2 separate regions of the Homo sapiens genome follow, and region 1 is linked to region 2. The links are chromatin contacts, found by Hi-C or POLR2A ChIA-PET in ENCODE. All regions are on one chromosome and are shown on one strand. Each heading gives the region's core, a stretch centred on a gene start or an enhancer-like site at or near the end of the contact. The rest is flanking DNA. Distances are from core to core; before and after follow the strand shown. Region 1 holds the start of IL33 (interleukin 33). Region 2 has its middle 22 kb from the start of LINC02851.

Region 1 (5,136 bases), core at 140-2,639, 470 kb after region 2:
AGATGTCTGTTCAGGCTTTTGCATTTCTGATGACCAGTGACTACTCTGTGGCTCCCACCCAGAAATAGACTCAGTGCATACACGAGGACCATTTTTCACATGCCTGTGATTTTATTCCCAACCAATCAGCAGCACCTATTCCCCTAAGCCCTTTGCCCATCAAACTAACCTTGAAAAACCCTAGCCTCCAAATTTTTGGGGAGATTTGAATAATAACTTTGAATCCTCTGTGGCATGGCTGGCTGGCCCTGTGTCAATTAAACTCTTCACTGCCATGCCATGGTTTCAGTGAATTGGTTTTGTCTGTGCAGATCAGAGATTAAAGTCCAGGGTCAGGTCCCATTAAGAAAAAAGAACTAAAGAACAATTCCAAACTACTTCATTTAGTGCATCTCTAATCCTCTTTGTGAAGCTATTTTTTATTCAAAGTTTCCATCATTTTTTTTGGAGATGACATTTAGCTCTTGTTACCCAGGCTGGAGTGTAATGGCATGATCTTGCCTCACTGCAACCTCCACCTCCTGGGTTCAAGCGATTCTCCTGCCTTAGCCTCCCGAGTAGCTGGGATTACAGGTGCCCACCACCACACCCAGCTAGTTTTGTTTGTTTGTTTTTGTATTTTTAGTAGAGACAGGGTTTCATCCTCTTGGCCAGGCTGGCTGCAAACTCCTGACCTCAGGCGATTCACCCACCTCGGCCTCCCAAAGTGTTGGGATTACAGGCTTGAACCACCACACTTAGTGATGTCCCCCTTTTACTGAAAACCACTTGTAAACAATTGCAAGCATGTTTGTCTTGAGTAAGCATTAGGAGTTAGAAGTAGAATTATCAACTTGCTTTATAAAGTTTCCAGCCTGGCAACAAAGCAAAGACCCTATCTCTACATAAACTAAAAAAATTACCCAGGCATAGTGGCGTGTGCCTGTAGTTCCAGCTGCTTGGGAAGCTGAGATGGGATGATTGCTTGAGCCCAGGAATTGGAGGCTGCAGTGAGCTAGGATCACGCCACTGTGCTCCAGCCTGCGCTACAGAGCAAGATCCCATCTCTTAAAAAACATAAAATAAAATAAAATAAAGTTTCATGGAGGGGGCAGAATTTACTATAAAAACTATTACAATCTCTTTCAGCAATTTATTAATTTTACAAATCACCCAAAGGAAAGCAAATGGAATTATAAGTTAGTAACAGCTATTGTCATTGACTTTTACTGCTATTAGCAATAATAACAAATTGGCCTTATCATTTATTTTTCAGGAAAAAAAAAAAAACACAGTTCTCCATGGTTCCCAAGGTTTAACTTTGCAAAATCTGACTAAAAATCTCCCAGAATATTCAGTCTTACCTTGTGATCTTGTTTTGATTTCTTCCCTGAAGAGCTGCAGCTCTGTGTTCGGAGGAGTCTGTAGACTCTTTTTATTAGCCAAAGTTTGGCAGAGACCCAAATTGCCTTAGAAGGGAGATCTGGGCGGGTGAGATTTTAGCAGGCTTGAAATCTCATGTAAAGAGCCAACAGAGTTACAATTCTGTCAACATCTAAGGCTCACTACTTTCTGCGTCCTCCCTCCATCTGAATATTTTAAACCAGCAATTATGATTCTTCTTCTGCCCCTAAACTTTATGTTTTGGCTCTCTTTGGAGTTGAACTCCTAAACTTCAACTTCAGCACTGTCCATTTTGAAATTCTGTTGCCATTTATATATTCACTTTTGGCCGTTGGCTTCTTAATTTACAAACTTCATTAAGAGATCAGTGTATTCTTCCAAATTCCTTTATAATAGAAATTTGCGACCCCCTTTGGCCTATCAGTAATAAGCAGCTCGTCTGCAAATAAAAGCTCTGAAATACTCTGTATTCCAACATATCTGACGGGCTTTCCTGCTCCCCACTGTTCATCTTTTCTTTCTATTCATCTCAAAAATCTCGCAGAAGATAATACTTTATCACAAAAGCAAATCCTGTACTATAGATCCCATGAGAAGTTGTTCTTCTTACCTCATGAGAAATTTTGCTCCTACTCACCCTCTCTCCATCTCGTTTGGCATCTGTAGCAGAAAATAAAGGGATGAAGTAATGCTCTTTTAAGACTTGGACTGATTCCACATCCTAAGATCACACATTGGAAGGAAGACTGCTGCTGTACTTAGAAGGATATTGTGATGGACTGTTACCCTAGCAAGCCTCTACATCCATTCAATCTACAAGATTAGAAGGGTGACCTTGAAACAAAGGGGCAGCAGAAAAAAGTTTACTGTAAAATGAAATAGGAATTTTTTAGTTTTTCTCATGGCATGTTGAAGGATAGAATGTTAGGGTTCTGGAATCCAGGGGAAAGAGAAAATGAGACAGCAACAGATGGCTGACCAGGCTTGGGAAAATGTGACTATGATGGAGTCCCCTTTGGAAAAAACAACTAAGGAACTCTGTTATCTTGTTTAAAGTTGTTTCATTTTCTGTGCAGTAATCCCCTTTAATCATCCCCAAACCTGAGCAATCATCTGCTACAAGCCATAGTGTTGCATTTGTGAGTAATGAAGAAAGATGGCTATGTCTGCCCTTTGGATAAAGCAGTGAAGCAAGCGGACAGGATGCCAACATGACAAGAATGAATCAGGAATTGAGCTGTGTGCAATAAATAGGAGGGAGGGGTGACAAGTAACAGCCAAGGGAATATTAGCATACTCTACTCTGGGAATTCTTGCAAATACTGAGGAAATTACAAAGGATGAATAATGTATCTTTATTATGTATATTGAACCCTCCTTCATTATTTCAAAAATTTCTCTTTTTATCTCTAATTATGCTTCATGCCTTAAAGTCTGCTTTGTCCATTTGTCTGCTTTCTCCATTAGCAGAGCTTTGCAAACATTCTTTTGGTTAGTATTCACATAGTGTATCTCTTTTCATCTTTTTTCTTTCAAACTTTCTGTGTCCTTACATTAAAGATGTGTCACATATAAGTAGTATACTGGTTTTTTTTCCCAGTTTGACAATAATTTGTCTTTGAACTGGAACATCTATTGTAATTATTGATATATTTGAATTTGCTTCTACTATCTTACTTTTTTTCTCTGCTATTTTGTCCCCCTGGCTTATGCTCTTTTTTGGATAAAACAATTATTTATTTATTTATTTATTTATTTTGAGATGGAGTCTCGCTCCGTCGCCCAGGCTGGAGTGCAGTGGCGTGATCTCAGCTCACTTCAAGCTCCGCCTCCCAGGTTCACACTATTCTCCTGCCTCAGCCTCCTGAGTAGCTGGGACTACAGGCGCCCGCCACCATGCCCGGCTAATTTTTTGTATTTTGTAGTAGAGACGGGGTTTCACTGTGTTAGCCAGGATGGTCTCGATCTCCTGACCTCGTGATCTGCCCCCCTTGGCCTCCCAAAGTGCTGGGATTACAGGCGTGAGCCACTGTGTCTGGCCTGGATGAAACAATTTCTAAAAATTATTCAATTTTCTCCCAGCAGTCATGAACTATAACTCTTGACTTTTTATGAAACAAGAACAAAACCAAAAAGGCTGCTAAAACCACAGCTCTGCTTTTAAGAGGCTGATTTTTTTTTTTTTTTTTTTTTTTTTTGCCTTTGCCCCCATGCAGCTGCGTAATTCGGCAAGTGTTTTGAAGAGGAAACTCATTATATGTAGGTTCAGTTCTCCAGCCCTCTCTTCTTGCTGGGGGCCTGGCCCTTCCAATTTCCAATTTTGTCTCTTCATTCCCACAACACCGATCAACAGTGATTTCTCTGTCTCCTGGCAGTGACCTCCTACCTTGGTAAAATACAGATTCCCTGCCTTGGCCAATGCTCTCGTAACTATTAAAAAGTAGCTAACTACTGTTAGCTAATCTCTCCATGGAATCTTAGCCCCTCATCCTTCGTGCTTCAGCAGCTCTCTCCTGATCTGCCTTTCTGGTTGTACTCAATGGTAATATTGGACTGCCACAAGTTACTCCATGCTATTCAAGTAGCTAGTTGAATGAAGATGAAAGCATGGCTCTAGAAGGCAGGACGACTAAGGGTTAGGTCATACAGACTTTATTCTAGTAATCGTATAATTTGTTATCTGAATCATAAATTTTTGAGAATGAAAAGAATGTTATTAATCATTTGACCAGAATAATAGGAAAACACTGAGATATGGTTACCCCAGGTTTTGTGACTTTTATAGTTCTTCATCCCTAACCCCACTACTTCCCAAATCCCAAATCTGCCTTATTAACTTCCTCCTTTCAGGGTAGATGCAAGGTATATGGGTGACTGTCTAAAATTTTGCTGACTCATAGACATATACTTGATCTGGTTGCACAATTTTATTCCCAAAGGAAGAAAGTTCAAATTGATGTTTTGCTACCAACAGACCTTAAAAAATGAAAATTTAAAGGGTATACTTCACATGGAGGAAGGTGAACCCAAATGGTAGGCCTGAATATAAGCAGAATTGAAGAATCAAAAGTATGATAGATATTGAGGTAATGCTAAGACATATTAACGGTAAATACTGACAATAATATCTTGTAAGGTTAAGAAAAACAAACTAGAACTAAATACATTACAAAAATAGCCTATATGTCTGGAGAGATGATGATAGGAATGAGAGTTCTCAAGTATATTGTATTGCTCAGGAAGAGGGTAAAAATATTGCTGAATTTTGAGCTCTGTATTCATTTTTAAATTTCTAGAAAAAATTCAGAATAATAGAAATTGGACATATAACTAACTTCCAAATGATTAGAGGAGAAAAACAGAATGAGAAAAAAATAGCAGTCTATCCAGCAGAAATCAAGAAAGAAGAGACAAAAAAGCATAGTAAAGGTAATACCAAGAGAAAAAACAAAGCATGATAGATTTAACACAAATATGTCAATAATCTCATTACATGGACTAAAGGTGCCAGTCGAAGAAGCTAAGATACTTAGACTTGAAAAGAAAAGATCCATGTAATGCTGTTTTAAAGAGACATATACTAAAGATACAAAGAAGTTACTGGTCAGGTGTGATGGTTAATACTGAGTGTCAACTTGATTGGATTGAAGGATGCAAAGTATTAATCCTGGGTGTGTCTGTGTGGGTGTTACCAAAAGGGATGAACATTTGAGTCAGTGGACTGGGGAAGGCAGATCCACCCTTAGTTATGGT
Region 2 (4,833 bases), core at 1,688-4,187:
GAGGCAGATTTTTGCTGTGTCACCCAGGCTTGAGTGCAGTGGCGCCATCTCAGCTCACTGCAACCTCCACCTCCCGGATTCAAGTGATTCTCATGCCTCAGCCACCCGAGTAGCTGGGATTACAGGCACCGCCACCATGCCCGGCTAATGCTTTTTGTATTTTTATTAGAGATGGGGTTTCACCATGTTGGCCAGGCTGGTCTCGAACTCCTGACCTCAGGTGATCCACCCGCCTCGGCCTCCCAAAGTGTTGGGGTTACAGGCATGAACCACCATGCCTGGACAGAAATTAAGTCTTACTAAGAGGCATTTTAGGCCGGGCGCAGTGGCTCACGCTTGCAATCCCAGCACTTTGGGAGGTCAAGATGGGTGGATCACCTCAGGTCAGGAATTCGAGACCAGCCTGACCATTATGGCGAAACCCTTTCTCTACTAAAAATACAAAAATTAGCCACGCGTGGTGGCAGGCACCTATAATCCGAGCTACTCAGGAGGCTGAGGCTGGAGAATTGCTTGAACCTGGGAGGCGGAGGTTGCAGTGAGCCGAGATCGCGCCACTGCACTCCAGCCTGGGCAACAGAGCGAGACTCCCTCTCAGAAAAAAAAAAAAAAAAAAAAAAAAAGAGGCATTTTACTATTTTATATTGGGTAAGCATGGAAAAGGAGGCAAACTAATTTATTTGAGTGTGTAGAGAAGAAAAAGCAAGTTTTCCTTAACCATGGTAAGGTTCATGGCTGAGACTCCTATAACAAAATACAGATTAACAAGAGAAAAGCATACAAATTTGTGTAATATAAGTTTTACATGATGGGGAGTCTTCCTAAGGAAATGACCCAAAGAAAAGTCTGTGTACTTTTATGCATAGGTTTGAGAAAGTGGATAGTTGTGCAGAAGTATGATTGAACAAAGCGGGTATGATCTCACGGTAATAAATTGGGGGCATGAGATTAGCAAGACCTGTTTGTTCAGATTATTCTTGGTGTCCCTGTGTGACATTCCTTCCACCCTGATATAGGGCAGGACACCTGCCACATGAGGGTTTTCAAGAGAGATAAGAGGATGACCTTCCTAGGCTTTATGGCCTGCTTCAGAGACGGGTGAGGGAGATGTGACAGTGGCCTTCCAGTATATGCTGTTTTCTCAACTTCCAAGGTGCTATGTTTGGGGGTTGGGTTTCCTATGCCATATCAGTGCTTACAGTATGACAAGCAGCATGATGAGTGCTTTACAAAGCCTGCACTACATGTCAGGTAGTTTTTACTCATTTGTAAAATGAGCAATCTTCATTTTAGAAAGACTGACCAAAGGCCCAGTCATACAGATAGACGGTAGAATCCGGAATTGAAACTAGCTTCCTAAGCTACAATGGAGTGAAGCAAAAAAAGGAACTAAAACTAGGTCTAGGCTGGTAGGCTGGGTGCAGTGGCTCACGCCTGTAATCCCAACAATTTGGGAGGCCGAGGCAGGTGGATCACGAGGTCAGGAGATCGAGACCATCCTGGCTAACACGGTGAAACCCCGTCTCTACTAAAAATACAAAAAATTAGCCGGGCTTGGTGGCGGGCGCCTGTAGTCCTAGCTACTTGGGAGGCTGAGGCAGGAGAATCACTTGAACCCGGGAGGCGGAGCTTGCAGTGAGCCGAGATCGCGCCACTGCACTCCAGCCTGGGCAACAGAGCGAGACTCCGTCTCAAAAAAAAAAAAAAAAAGATTTTGAAGCATATGTTTCAACAGAGCAGATGGAGAAAGTTACGTCAAACGTCTTGAGAGGAGGACATGGAATGCCAAACACAAGGATCTAAAAACGGTAGTGGTGCTTTAATCCCACTGCCTTGGGACAGTGACGGAAATCAGGGACAAGAAGAAATACATTTCTTGAATTGGGCAGCTGAAAACCTAAAAAAATCGCTATCAAGTCCATTTATTTGTGTGTGTACATTTATTTATTTGTATTATTATTATTATTTGAGATGGAGTTTCGCTCTTGTTGCCCAGGCTGGAGTGCAGTGGCTCATCTCGACTCACTGTAAGCTCCGTCTCCCGGGTTCAAGCGATTCTCCTGCCTCAGCCTCCTGAATAGCTGGGATTACAGGCACGCACCACCACGCCCAACTAATTTTGTATTTTTAGTAGAGATGGGGTTTCTCCATGTTGGTCAGGCTGGTCTCGAACTCCCAATCTCAGGCGATCCGCCCACCTTGGCCTCCGAAAGTGCTCGGTTTACAGGCATGAGCCACTGCGCCCTGCCTGCATTATTATTTTTTAATGAGACGGGGGTCTCACTATGTTGCCCAGGCTGGTCAGTAACTCCTGAGCTCAAGCAATCCTCCTGCCTCGGCCTCCCAAAGTGCCATTTATATTTTATATACTCTAAAGGACCATGGGGCAGATACAGCACAGGCGGAAAGTCAGCTTTGAGTTAAGCCTGTTGGAGATGTAACAATACCAGGCAGAAACCCAGAAAGATGGGGCGTAGGGCTGGGTGCAGTGGCTCCCGCCTGTAAGCCCAGCACTTTGGAAGGCCAAGGCAGGCGGATCACTTGAGACCAGGAGTTGAGACCAGCCTGGGCAACATGGCGAAACCCCGTCTCTACCAAAAATATAAAATTAGCAGGGCGCTCACCTGGAGTCCCAGCTACTCAGGAGGCTGAAGTGGGAGGATCGCTTGAGCCCGGGAGGCGGAGCTTACGGTGGGCCGAGATCGCGCCGCTGCACTCCAGCCTGGGTGATAGAATGAGCCCCTGTCTCAAAGAAAAAAAGAAGGAAAAAAAAAAAAAAGAAATGGAAGCAGTGTAGGACCGAAGACGTCTGGGACGGAAGCTCACCCCCAGGAAGGCCTAGGGAGAGAGGCACCGGCGACGTGTCTGCACCACGCGTCACCGGCACGCGCGGTCCACACTCCAGCGCCGGGTCTCGCGAGAGCCCCAAGCGCGGAACCGAATCTGCAGGCGCGCCACTCTTTGCCTGCGGCACCCTTCCTCCAGTTCTCAGGGTGATGGTCGCGATAGTTGCACCAGCACATGAGGGCGAAAACCTCTTGTGCTGCCTCCCCGTGACTGCCAGTTCCCGGACCACGTTCTCCCCAAGAGCCCAAGAAGGGCAGACAGCCAGGCGCGCTTGGCTGGTCTCGGGAGGAGGAAGTGGCGGAAGTGGGATTTGGGAAACAATCCTGGAGTCGGTGTGCTACGCATGCGCCGAGGGAAGCGGCCAGGCGGGTGGAGGCGGTGACCGCGCGGAGGCACCGGCGGCCCAGAGGCTTATAGTCTCGCGCGCACAGCAGCGCGCTACGCGGCCATCACAGCACAGCCGATCCAGAGTCCAGTCACGTGACCCGCTCGTGGCAGTCCGTGTGGGGCACTGTAGTAGCATTTAGTGAGTCAGGCGAACCTAGCGGGCTGCCGCCCCAGATCAGTTTCTCCGTCAGATTCCATTTCTCCAGCGGCACCTGAACCGGCGCGGTCCTCTGCGTCTTCTTGCTCCCTGGGGATGGGGCCCGGAGCCCCCTTCTTCATAGAAGGGAAAGAGATTTGAGCAGGTGGAAGGAACAGGTGCCCAGGACGCTGTCCCGACGCCCACACGATGCGCTGAGACCTGAGCTTACCCTCGCGTGTCCCATCGTGCGGTGGTTCTGTCGCGGCCCTATGGGGAGGGACTCTGTCAGACGGGGACGTCACGAGGCGGCCTTGCCGGGCAGGGTATTGGGGGTACCGGCTCCATAGTTTAACTCCGCCTAGTAGTGACCGCGTCTTTTTGCGGTTTTCCTCAGTCCTGTGGCCGGAGACCTCTGCAGTCTCCCTCCCGCAATGGAGACGTCCTAGGAGGTCTTCTGTTTCCATGTTTAGGGAAATGGGAAACCTACATAGTTTAGTAACAAATTGAAAGAGTAGTCCAAAGTCTTCCAACAAAGAAGACTGCAAGCCACCATGGCTTCCCTGGCAAATTGAACGATATATAAGAGGAAAACATAATTCCAGTCTTTAATAGTTCCAGAATAAAAGGGGGAAGGAAGATGAAAGCGGGTAACACTTTTAAACTTTTTAATGGCCTAGCATAACCCTGATAGGAAAACCTGACGAGAACAGCGAATGGAAGGAAAAGTGTATGCAAGTTTTGCTCATGAGTCTAGACGGGAAACTCTGTAAGCAAAATATTAGCAAAATCTAGTATTATGTGAAAGGAATAATACCATAGCCAAGTTATGTGGTTTTTTGTTTTGTTCTGTTTTGTGGGGGTTTTTTTTTGAGACGTTTTGTTCTTTTTTTTTTTTTTTTTTGAAACCTCCACCTCCTGGATTCAAGTGATTCTCCTGCCTCAGCCTCCCGAGTAGCTGGGATTACAGGCGTGCGTCACCACGCCCGGCTAATTTTTTTTGTATTTTTAGTAGAGACGGTGGGGGGGTTTCACCGTATTGGCCAGGCTGGTCTGAAACTCCTGACCTCAAGTGATCCACCCGCCTGCCAAAGTGGTGGGATTACAGGCGTGAGCCACCTCGTCCAGCCAAATTAGGTTGTTTTAACATGAGAAGACAAATTACTGTAATTGAAGATACTAACTAATTAATGGAGAAAATATCATCTTAATAAATGTAGAATAATTTATTAAATTTAACACTTATTCATGATAAACACTCATGGAAAACCAGGAATAGAAGAGAAATTAATCTTATAGAGGGTATCTGCAAAACACCATACACCAAACATCCTACTTAATGGTAAAGCGTTGAAAGCGTTTAAGAACTTGGGGCCTTTAACTCTACAGAGTTTCCCAGAGTTGTGACTTTGATGATTCCATATACATAGACCATTTCAACATGTTTCTCTGTCCTATTTCCT

The links. Hi-C counts contacts between places; a loop is a spot of excess contacts on that map. ChIA-PET counts read pairs that join two places held with the same protein, here RNA polymerase II (POLR2A). Pooled maps may share reads with other maps.
Region 1: a pooled map shows a loop between it and region 2 (3-fold over the local background). The contact joins the promoter of IL33 here to the enhancer-like site in region 2. A Hi-C loop is called at or near these places in 2 of 168 maps with a recorded cell type or tissue (ascending aorta and sigmoid colon) and 4 of 50 pooled maps. POLR2A ChIA-PET finds 5 or more read pairs at or near these places in 1 of 52 experiments (A673).

Annotation. Positions count from the first base shown.
Region 1 is chr9:6,212,060-6,217,195 of GRCh38, reverse strand. It overlaps IL33 (interleukin 33), which reads right to left and starts at 1,389. Exons shown (of 8, transcript NM_033439.4): 1 at 1,344-1,389.
Region 2 is chr9:6,679,780-6,684,612 of GRCh38, reverse strand. No RefSeq gene overlaps it. Among named protein-coding and RNA genes, the nearest start is that of LINC02851, 22 kb to the left of the region's middle. RefSeq lists enhancers at 887-1,146, 2,715-2,834, 2,905-3,194, 2,660-3,408, 3,315-3,694. Within about 2 kb of position 2,937, at least 41 of the 41 ENCODE cell types and tissues checked have a DNase peak (open chromatin) inside an H3K27ac peak, as active enhancers do; they include A673, ascending aorta and sigmoid colon, where a contact is called at or near this core.